Linked DNA regions of Homo sapiens: region 1 is linked to region 2. A link is a loop called in an ENCODE intact Hi-C map of the cell type or tissue named here. Cell type or tissue: Panc1. All regions are shown on one strand.

Region 1 (5,000 bases), 580 kb after region 2:
TGATGAGTATGGTGAGTTGGGGAGAATTGCTGTTTCTTTTTTCTGGAAAGTGCACAAAGGTCATTGCGACATCATTATAGGACAGAAGTTCTCTCATCACCAGTAACACTTTGGCACATAGACTAACTTTTTATTGAAAGAATAGAGCCTAGGAACCTAATGCTAAGATGTTGGGCAAGTTTACATTTCTGAAGTGTGGCATGGTTAAGGTGGTGGGGCAACCCACTGCAGGATGGCTTACAGGTAGTGTTTTTGCATGGCTGAGTCTGTAGATAGGAAGATTCTATTGGATTCTACCCCCTTGGCCCTTGCCTCTTTTATCAGAACATAGTTGGATTGGCAATCTGAAAAACTTATTGAAAGTCTTGTTAGGTATAACTAACAAGTTCCTATGCATGGCTTTCAGAATTGCGATGACATTCTAGACTACTTTATCATTATCATCTTTTATCTGTTGTAACATTATAAATTCCGTGTCACAAGAACTCATCATATTTTATGGATTTTAGTGGCATATCCATTCATCATTCAACAAATATGGATTATACCCTAAGGAAGACCAGAATAAACTGCTCCAAAGTTTGAAAGATTGTTAAGCTGAAGCCAATTAAGAAGTTCTCTGCCTTCCCTTTATTTGTCTAAAAGCAGGACATAGATTTACAAAGATGAAAGGTATTATGCCCCCATCTCCCTACCCCACCTTCTACCAGGGAGAACAAAGGTTCACCAATGAAGACAACTTTGGAACTGTATTGGCCTGGAGATGGTACCAGAAGAACCTACATTAACAAACATTAGTAACTAGTCTTTATCTGCCATTTATTTGCCTTCCTCCAAGTTGCCACCTGTAGAAACTCAGTCTTTTTCCTTTGTCTTGTTACTTTTCTAAAAATGTGCTGTTCCTGCGGGCAGAGGCAAGATGGCCAAATGGACACAGCCAGGAAATGTGTCTCCCACTGAGAGAAACCAAAATATTGAGTAAACCATGACACTTCAAACAGATCTTTTGAGAGAAAACACTGAAATCCAATAAAGAGTCAATGCAGACACTGAGGTTGAAGACGGAGGAAGCTGGAAAGCATGCATGGAGTTGTCAAGTGCCAGGACTAGCATGAATGGGTCCTAAGAAAAGGAGGAGTGAAGGAACTCTGGGGCACCACACTCCTGTTGCAGACCTCTGGGATCCCAGCAACAAGAGATCCTATGATCTTCATTGACATTTGAATTGACAGGGGGAGCTGCCTGGAGAGTAGACAGAGGCAGCACTCAAACCTGTGTGGAGCGCAGATTGGGTTGCTCATGGGGCAGGTGCAGCAAAACACGACAGTAGGTATCCATCCGCCAAGGCTCTCCATTTTTCTCTGAGTGACTCTAGCCCATGCTGAGTGCTGGGCCAGGAGACAGTAGAGCTGCCTTTTCTTTGGGACTGAGGCACAGCTGATCTGCATGCTCCCTTGTCTGCTGGCCTCTCCCAAGGCCCCTACCAGGCTGCTTCTGAGAGGGTGCACACAGTACAGCCTCCACTGCACCATCTGAGGCCAGCAGCCTGGGGGCAGTTTGCCTGTCCCCCAGCAGAGCCAGTGCTCAAAACTGTGGGGACAGAGAACAAAGCTACAGGCCCATTTCTAATCTCCCAGTGTTAGAGCACAAAACTCAGGAATATCGAGCTGAGATTGTGGCGAGAGCTCAAGCACAGGAGGAGTCCCCACTCTCAGAACACTGAGAAGAGTGAGCTGTGATTTCGTGTGCTGATGTGGGTGCTGGGCATCCCTCCCTCCATAACACAGGTCCAGGAAGGGTGTAGCCTATTGGCCAGGCACAGCTTCTGCTTTAGAGAGCCCATGGCCTGGGACAGATGAAAAAGCCCAGCAATCTGGGCATGGAAGGCTAGGGAAAAAACCTAGCTGGTTGGGCCTGCTTCTGGAGCAGACACCAGAGGGAGATCCAATTGGGTGAGTGCAAGCTGTGTGGTCTGCACAGTCATCTTCTGGGGAAACAACAACGATGACGACGACAACAACAACAACAACAACAACAAAAACAGGCCAATGTTCTGCCTGGGGATCCTCTGCCCTTGACCCTCTGCATCACCAGACCACCTACAGACATACCACACAACCCACTTTGACTCCGCCAAGCTCAGAGGATCAGTGGGTACCTGGGGAGTTGAAGGTATCCTGGTAACCTAACCTTCAGCTTGGGTTGCCCCTAAAGTGGGGATAGTGCAACCTACCAGGGTACCCTTTGGGGCTAAGGAAATGTCAGCGCAATATCAGTGATTGTAGGGTGTTCCCCCAATGCCCAGGAACAGACTTGGTGAGAGTTTATCTCTTGCCACCTTCCTCCAAGTCTCCCCCTCTCCAGAGTACTGCTGTGGACACATTGAAATAAAAAAAGAGATGCACAGCTGAGTAGTAGCCTATCTGAAGGCACTTACTCTTAAGTGCCATCTACTGGATTACAGGCCAAATTACACTACCAACAAAAACAGATTAATTCAATATACATCCCCTGTGAAACCCAATGCAGGAAACTAAGAAACCTGTACAGAGCCTTGGTCCTCTGAAAGCACCCAGAAACAAAGACAAGTGACTAAAGACAACATACACCACAGTGAAATCCTCAAGGAAAAAAAAAAAGAATGTAAAAGCGAAAATCTTCATCCAAATGAAAGCAACTTCAGAAAGATAAAGAAACTCTAGCCCTTTCAGATGACAAGGAACCAGTGCAAGTGCCAGAGGCATTTGAACCAGAGCAACTCCATCTTGAATAAGGGCTGGGTAAAATAAGGTTAAGGCCTGCTGGGTTGCATTCTTGGATGGTTAGGCATTTTAAGTCACAGGATGAGATAGGAGGTCAACACAAGATACAGGTCGTAAAGACCTTGCTGATAAAACACGTTGCAGTAAAGAAGCTGGCTAAAACCCACCAAAACCAAGATGGTGATGAGAGTGACCTCTGGTCATCCTCACTGCTACACTTCCACCAGCGCCATGACAGTATACAAAGGCCATGGCAACATCAGGAAGTTACCCTATATGGTCTAAAAGGGGAGGCATGAATAATCCACTCCCCCCTTTTTTAGCGTATAATGAAGAAATAACCACAAAAATGGGCAACCAGCAGCCCTCAGGGCTGATCTGCCTATGGAGTAACCATTCTTTTGTTTCTTCTCTAATATACTTGCTTTCACTTTACTCTGTGGACTCGACCTGAGTTCTTTCTTGTGCAAGATCCAAGAACCCTCTCTTGGGGTCTGAATTGGGACCCCTTTCTGGTAACACAAAAACTCTAACAATTCAAAAAGTCAGAGTGTTTCTTTATCTCCAAAGGATTTAACTAGCTCCTAGCAATGGATCCTAAACAAATTGAAATGTTTGAAAAGACAGACATAGAATTCAGAATCTGGATGGCAAGGAAACTGAACAAGATTCAAGAGAAAGTTGAAGTTCAATACAAGGAAACCAGTAAAATGATCCAGCAGTTGAAAGATGATATAGCCATTTTAAGAAAAAAACAGGCCAGGCGCAGTGGCTCATGCCTGTAATCCCAGCACTTTGGGAGGCCGAGGTGGGCAGATCATGAGGTCAGGAGTTTGAGACCAGCCTGGCTAACATGCGGAAATCCCGTCTCTACTAAAAAATACAAAAATTAGCCAGGTGTGATGGTGCGTGCCTGTAATCCCAGCTACTGGGGAGGCTGAGGCATGAGAATTGCTTGAACCCAGAAGGTGGAGGTTGCAGTATGCTGAGATCGCGCCACTGCACTCAAGCCTGGGTGACAGAGCAAGACTCTGTCTCAAAATATAAAATAAAATAAAATAAAGAAAAAAACAAACTGAACTTCTGGAATTGAAAAATTCACTGCAGGAATTTTCAAATACAGTTGGAAGACTTAACAATAGGCAAGAAGAAGCTGAGGAAAGAATTTCAGAGCTTTAAGATCAGTCTGAATCAACCCAGTCAGACAAAAATAAAGAAAAAATAATTCATAAAAATAAACAAAACTTCTGAGAAATATGGGCTTATGTAAAGAGATAAAACCTGTGACTTACTGATATTCCTGAGAGAGAAAGAGAGACAGTAAGCAACTTGGAAAGCATATTTGAGGATATAGGCCACATCGATTTTCCCAATATAGGTAGAGGTTGACATGCAAAGTCAAGAAATTCAGAGAACCCATGTGAGATACTGTACCAGACAACCATCCCTAAACCACATAGTAATCAGACATTCTAAGGTTAATGTGAAAGAAAAATAAAAGAGACAGCTCAGAAAAGGGTCAGGTCACTCACAAAGGGCAGCCCATCTGGCTAACAGTGGACTTCTTAGCAGAAACCTTATAAGCCAGGAGAGATTGGGGGCCTATTTTCAACATCCTTAAAGGAAAGAAATTCCAACCAACAATTTCATATCCCACCAATATAAGCTTCATAAGCAAAGGAGAAATAAAATATTTTTCAGAATAGCAAACACTAAGGGAAATCATTACCCTAGACCAGCCTCACAAGAAACCTTTAAGGGACTTTTACACAGGGAAATGAAAGAATGATACCTGCTTCAACAGAAACACACTTAAGTACCTAGCCCACAGATCCTATAAAGCAACTAAACAATCAAGACTACAAAGGAACCAGCTAACAACATCATGATAGTATCAAAAGCTCACATATCAATATTTACCTTGGATGTAAATGGTCTAAACACCCCACTGAAAAGGCACAGAGTGGCAAATTGAAAACAAACAAACAAACAAACACAAGACCCAAATGTCTCCTGTTTTCAAGAGACCAATTTCACATGTAAAGACATTCATGGGCTCAAAGTAAAGGGATGGAAAAATCTAGCATGCTAATGGAAAACCAAAAAAGAGCAGAGATTTGTATTTTTATATTAGATAAAACACTTTAAACCAATAACAGTCAAAAAAGGACAAAGAAAGGCATTATAGAATGATAAAGGCTTGAATTCAACAAGAATAATTAACTATCCTAAATATAT
Region 2 (5,000 bases):
AGCTGTTTCTTTTTACCCTTTTTAATGAGTCTACTATAAAAATGAAAATTATATATGTAGTTCATTTTTTTATTTTTTTATTTTTATTTTTTCATATTTGTAGCTTAAATTCTTTTTTTATTGGGCAGCACTGCCCTAGACTGTTGAGAAACAGTTTCTGACCACATACTCTGTGCCCAGCATTAGAACAGACTGTGGTTTCTTGCTCTTTGCCTAATCAGAGTCAAGCACAGTACCTGACCTATAAGCAGGTGCTCTGTTCAGGAAATGTGGCTCCAAAATATGATGATTTGGTATGTTCATTACTTGGAACTGAGGGCACTTCGGAAACAGCAGATACAGGCAGAGGTTTTGTCTGAGCCTTATCTGTCTATAAATGGATTCTCCAAAAGGAACTCAATTGTCAAGAATCCCCTCCCCTGGAATCTTATTAGCCAGGGAAGATTAACTGGGATCACAGGAGAGGAGACTGGAGGTGGAGACCAAACCCAGATAATGACCTATTCTTCAGAGGGCTACTCCGAGACAACTTTTATTACCTAAGAGACTTTTTATCTGTGTAACAAGACAACCTTTATTTACCATACATTTCCTCCTCTCACTCTCCCATAACTTGTGTTGTCACCATCCCCCCGAAGCCAGAAACCCCTATTCCTTTCTTTACCTTCAATCATCTGACCCTTCCTCAAGTCTTATGTTTTTGTGAGACTCTTGTGTATATATACAGAATTAAATATGGTTTTTCTTCTGTTAACCCGTCTTGTGTCAATTTAACTTGTTACCCAACCAAGGAACCTAGAAAGGTGGAGGGAAGCCATTTTTCACTCCCCAGCATTGCTTACTCTTGAATGAATGAATGTTCCCTCCAACATTCTAACCCTAGGATACATTGACTTTGGAAGACAGCCAGGGTGAAATCTCCCTGCTCCTAAGTAGGTCCACCCTGCCATTGCATGGTTGTGAGTGAAAAGAGCTTGGGAAATCACAGGACACCTTACTTCAAGATTCAGGTGAGCACATTACTCACTTGCTGTGTGACCTTGAGCAAGTCATTGCTCTTCTGACTTTCTTTTCTTCCTCTGTGGAGTAAGGAGGTTGGGCCACAGAGTTAATCTAGGCTCCTTCCAGTGCTTGTACTCTGAGTCAGTGACTAGAGAGGGGCAGATAAACCTTTAAGAAGAGCTAATATTCCATTATTCAGAATCTCCACCATGCCTGCCTCAAGTTCTCTTTTGGCTCCCTTCTGCCTGATTTACTTTTCCTCTTCACCTTTATCTGTTATACTCTGTGCTCTTGCCTATGCCTCTCTTCCCTGCCCCTCAAGAAATGCCAGTACTGTTTTTCTCTTGCTTTTCCATTGCTCTTCTTCTCCAGTTGTTGGGGATACAAAATGCAGAAGGAAAAATACGTTCCAATCCTTGAAGTGACTATAGAGTAGCTTTTGGATGGAATAGGACTTCTTGTCCACCTTTGCTTTGGATACTATGGCAGTGGTAAGGAATAGAGATGGCAAATGGCAGTCCCAAGATTTGGAGTAGTGGTGAGCTAGGACAAAATTCTAGCCCACACAGTTCAAGGCAGCCATTACAATTTCAGCTTCCCTTGCTAACATTTGCTGGTCTGCCGTCACTCTTACAATTTCCCTTAAAATTAGGGGTTCTGCAATGCCAATTTGAAGCATTTGCTCTTCCAGCTGTTAAATGGGAATGAGAAGTCACTAGCTCAGGGGTTACAAACCCAAATGCCCACTCAGGGGCCAGGCACAGAATAGAGAACATGAGCAAAGTAGATGAGTGCAAGACAATAAGGAATGGTGGGAGGTGTGGCAAACCAGAGAGTGCTTGTTTTAGCTTAAGGCATTCAAATTCGTCTTCCTTTTTTTGTTTGTTTGTTTGTTTGTTTTAGTTTTTTCGTTGTTGTTTTGCAGTGCTGACCAAACAAAACACATTTCTAGGCTGAATTTGGCCCATATCCCATAGGCCTCAAAGTTTGCCATTCTGCCTAGCTCATCTGTTGTCTAGGTTCTGATTATACACTTTCTAAATTCTACATTTTCTTTCATGATGATGGATGCCATACTAAGACAACTCACTTTAGAACTAGTGGTCTATAGTGAAAATTGGAACCCCATCAACATATGCAAACCTTCCCTCTCTCCCCTTACTCTCCATTTCTAGAAACACCCTCATCCCCACTCTGGGGCCTCCATTCCTTTCATGGGTTGCTTGAGCATTAGTTATGTTTAAACTTCAAACCAAAGCAAAGATTCTTCATGATGTTTGCATCCTTTGAAATCTGATTATATATTGTCAGCAGATTTTTCCCCCAAATTAAAATACCAGTGCTTATTTACACATAGGCTGGGCCTCTTGATAACTTGGTATTTCTTCTAATGTGCAGGATTACTCTGAATGCATTCAAACTGTTGTGAAGTTGGAACAATCTCCAAGGACATCTTGCCATGCCATATCTGCCTCTCTAATGCACTCTTCTACCTGCTGAGGGGAAAGATGCCTTTTATACCCAAATGACCTAAATACACAGAATCATCACTTCTCTGTCATCCTGCATTGCCACCCCCAGAAAACAATTAGCATCCTGAAGACAGAGCCTGTGTCTAAGCCGCCTCTGTAGCCCCAGCACACAGTGCCAGGTCTGGGACATGGCTGGCACTCAAAGTTTTGGAACTGAACTGTCCTTCAGGATAGTTGTGGAACTGAACTGACTCCTTCTTCTCTAAATACAGTCATATGTCATTTAATGATGGGGATACGTTCTGAGAAGTGCATCATTAGGTGGATTTTCTCATTGCATGAACATCATAGGGTGTGTGTACACAAACCTAGATGGTATAGCCTACTACACACCTAAGCTAGGTGATATAGCTTATTCCTCCTAGGCTACTAACCTGTGCAGTGTTAAAATATACCCCTGGCTGACAGACAAAATGGATTCCCTGTGGCTAAAATGAGACACACCAAGATGAAATCAAGCAGCCATAGCAGAGAGAGGGGTTGGTCACATACCCCTATATTACTGACTGCCATAACATCTTTTCTCCTATAATTGAGCAGAAGCTCACCCTTTAAGAAATTGTCAAAACAGCTATAACTGGGAGTTTCCCAACTGATGCTTAGTGGACTGCCCGATGCCAGCTGGCCTGACCCTGCTTTGTGGGCCTGCCAGCAACCCCGATTGGACAGCAGACTGACCTTGTAAACCTTCTTTCCTGATAAACAGCACAGACCTCAAGCCAATTTCAGCCGGCAAACAGAGACTGCAAAAAACCTCTTTTATGCCCTGTAATTCACATTTTGACATCCTCATCCCCACCCCCCCAAATAAACATAAAATGTATATGTATGTTTGCCTACTACACACGTGCTTGGCTTCCCTCATAAATATTCATAGATTTTCCCCAAACCTGCTAAATATACATGTGAGGCAGACCTGAAAGACATAAATGCCAGTTTCCCTCTTCCCCCTTTGGAGTGTGTGCTTTTGATTTCCCTGGAGGCTACATTTCCTGATCTGCAGATTGTCTGTCTGAAAATAAAGTTTTCTCCTATTCCTTTCTCCGTAGATCTCATGGTCATTTGTTAACAACAGCATGTTACTGTCCTGAATACTGTAGGTAATTATAACACAATGGTAAATATTTGTGTATTGAAACATAGAAAAGGACAGTAAAAATATGGCATTATAATCTTATGGGACCACTGTCAGATATGTAGCCCATCACTGAATAAATGTTATGCAGCGCATGACTGTTGTCATTTTTTCCCATTCATTTATTTACCTAGCACACATCCATTACAGATATGTTTTCTGCTATGAAAATGGAAAGTGGGAAATGTTCAAGCAGATTCTTTCCTTGCAATTTTTTCGAAGAAAGGCTTTCATCCTGAGTATTGTTTATTGAGTGCCTACTATATGCCAGGCATTGTGCTAGGTACTGAGCACACACTGATGAAATGATATAGTCCTGCTGTTGCAGAGCTTACAATTAAAAATGGCAAAGGCTGAGCCTTGGTGCAGCTCAGACATCCTTCCATGGCTTCCCATCCTTCTCACTCATCCCTCTTGTGCAGCTTGTACACCTCTGGCCACAGCACTTGTTACTCCACATTTTAATTGCCTGTCTATTTGAAGGTCTTCCAATCTGAACTCTGACCAGCTTATAGGCAAGGACATGCTTTGTTACTACTGCACAACCAGGGCATAACACAACCCCCACCAGAGAAGTAACACACAATAAAAGTTTGCTGAATTAGTGGACAAAGAATTGACAATTCTTATTATATGTTGATAATGACCAATGAGACTCGAAAGGTATTGGGGTCAGAATAACTTCTTGTTTCATTAGTTTGGAGTAGAAAAGAAAACAGTGGATTACTAGAGGAAAAAAGAAAGAGGCCGGGCGCGGTGGCTCACGCCTGTAATCACAGCATTTTGGGAGGCTGAGGCGGGCGGATCACGAGGTCAGGAGATCGAGACCATCCTGGCCAACGTGGTGAAACCCTATCTCTACTAAAAATACAAAAAATTAGCCAGGTGTGGTGGCACGTGCCTATAGTCCCAGCTACTCGGGAGGCTGAGGCAGGAGAATCACTTGAACCCAGGAGGCAGAGGTTGCAGTGAGCTGAGATCACGCCACTGCACTCCAGCCTGGGTGACAGAGTGAGACTCCATCAAAAAAAAAAAAAAAAAAGAGGATCTTGATTCTGGGGTGACCAGGTTCCATGCTAAAATCTGCTCTCATTGCATTCATTTGAGCATTTCATTTTAAGGTGATACTAAACACACTAACATTGTTCAGTTGAAAGCCACTACATTTTGCAGGAGTTGATTTGAAGCAGAAATTTAAGAATTTCCTTGGAGTATATTTGTCTCACTCATCCTCTTACATATGTAGAGATAGAATCTAAGTTCACATTTATATTCCTATCCATTTTTCTATCTTCAATTTTCTTCTGCTTGTTAGATTTAAAAAATGCTAT

Evidence for each region. Peaks named below come from ENCODE experiments on the same cell type or tissue, not always from the same donor. Only the 100,000 strongest peaks of a DNase experiment are listed, where the experiment ranks them.
Region 1: it touches region 2 in a loop (3-fold over the local background); 7 of 110 quality-filtered maps call a loop at or near these places.

Annotation. Positions count from the first base shown.
Region 1 is chrX:138,023,962-138,028,961 of GRCh38, forward strand. No RefSeq gene overlaps it. Among named protein-coding and RNA genes, the nearest start is that of ZIC3, 460 kb to the left of the region's middle. In Panc1, CTCF peaks have their summits at 2,435 (motif pointing left) and 2,636; a DNase peak (open chromatin) is centred at 2,461.
Region 2 is chrX:137,443,094-137,448,093 of GRCh38, forward strand. No RefSeq gene overlaps it. Among named protein-coding and RNA genes, the nearest start is that of LINC02931, 120 kb to the right of the region's middle. In Panc1, no CTCF peak of the experiment used is centred here; no DNase peak of the experiment used is centred here.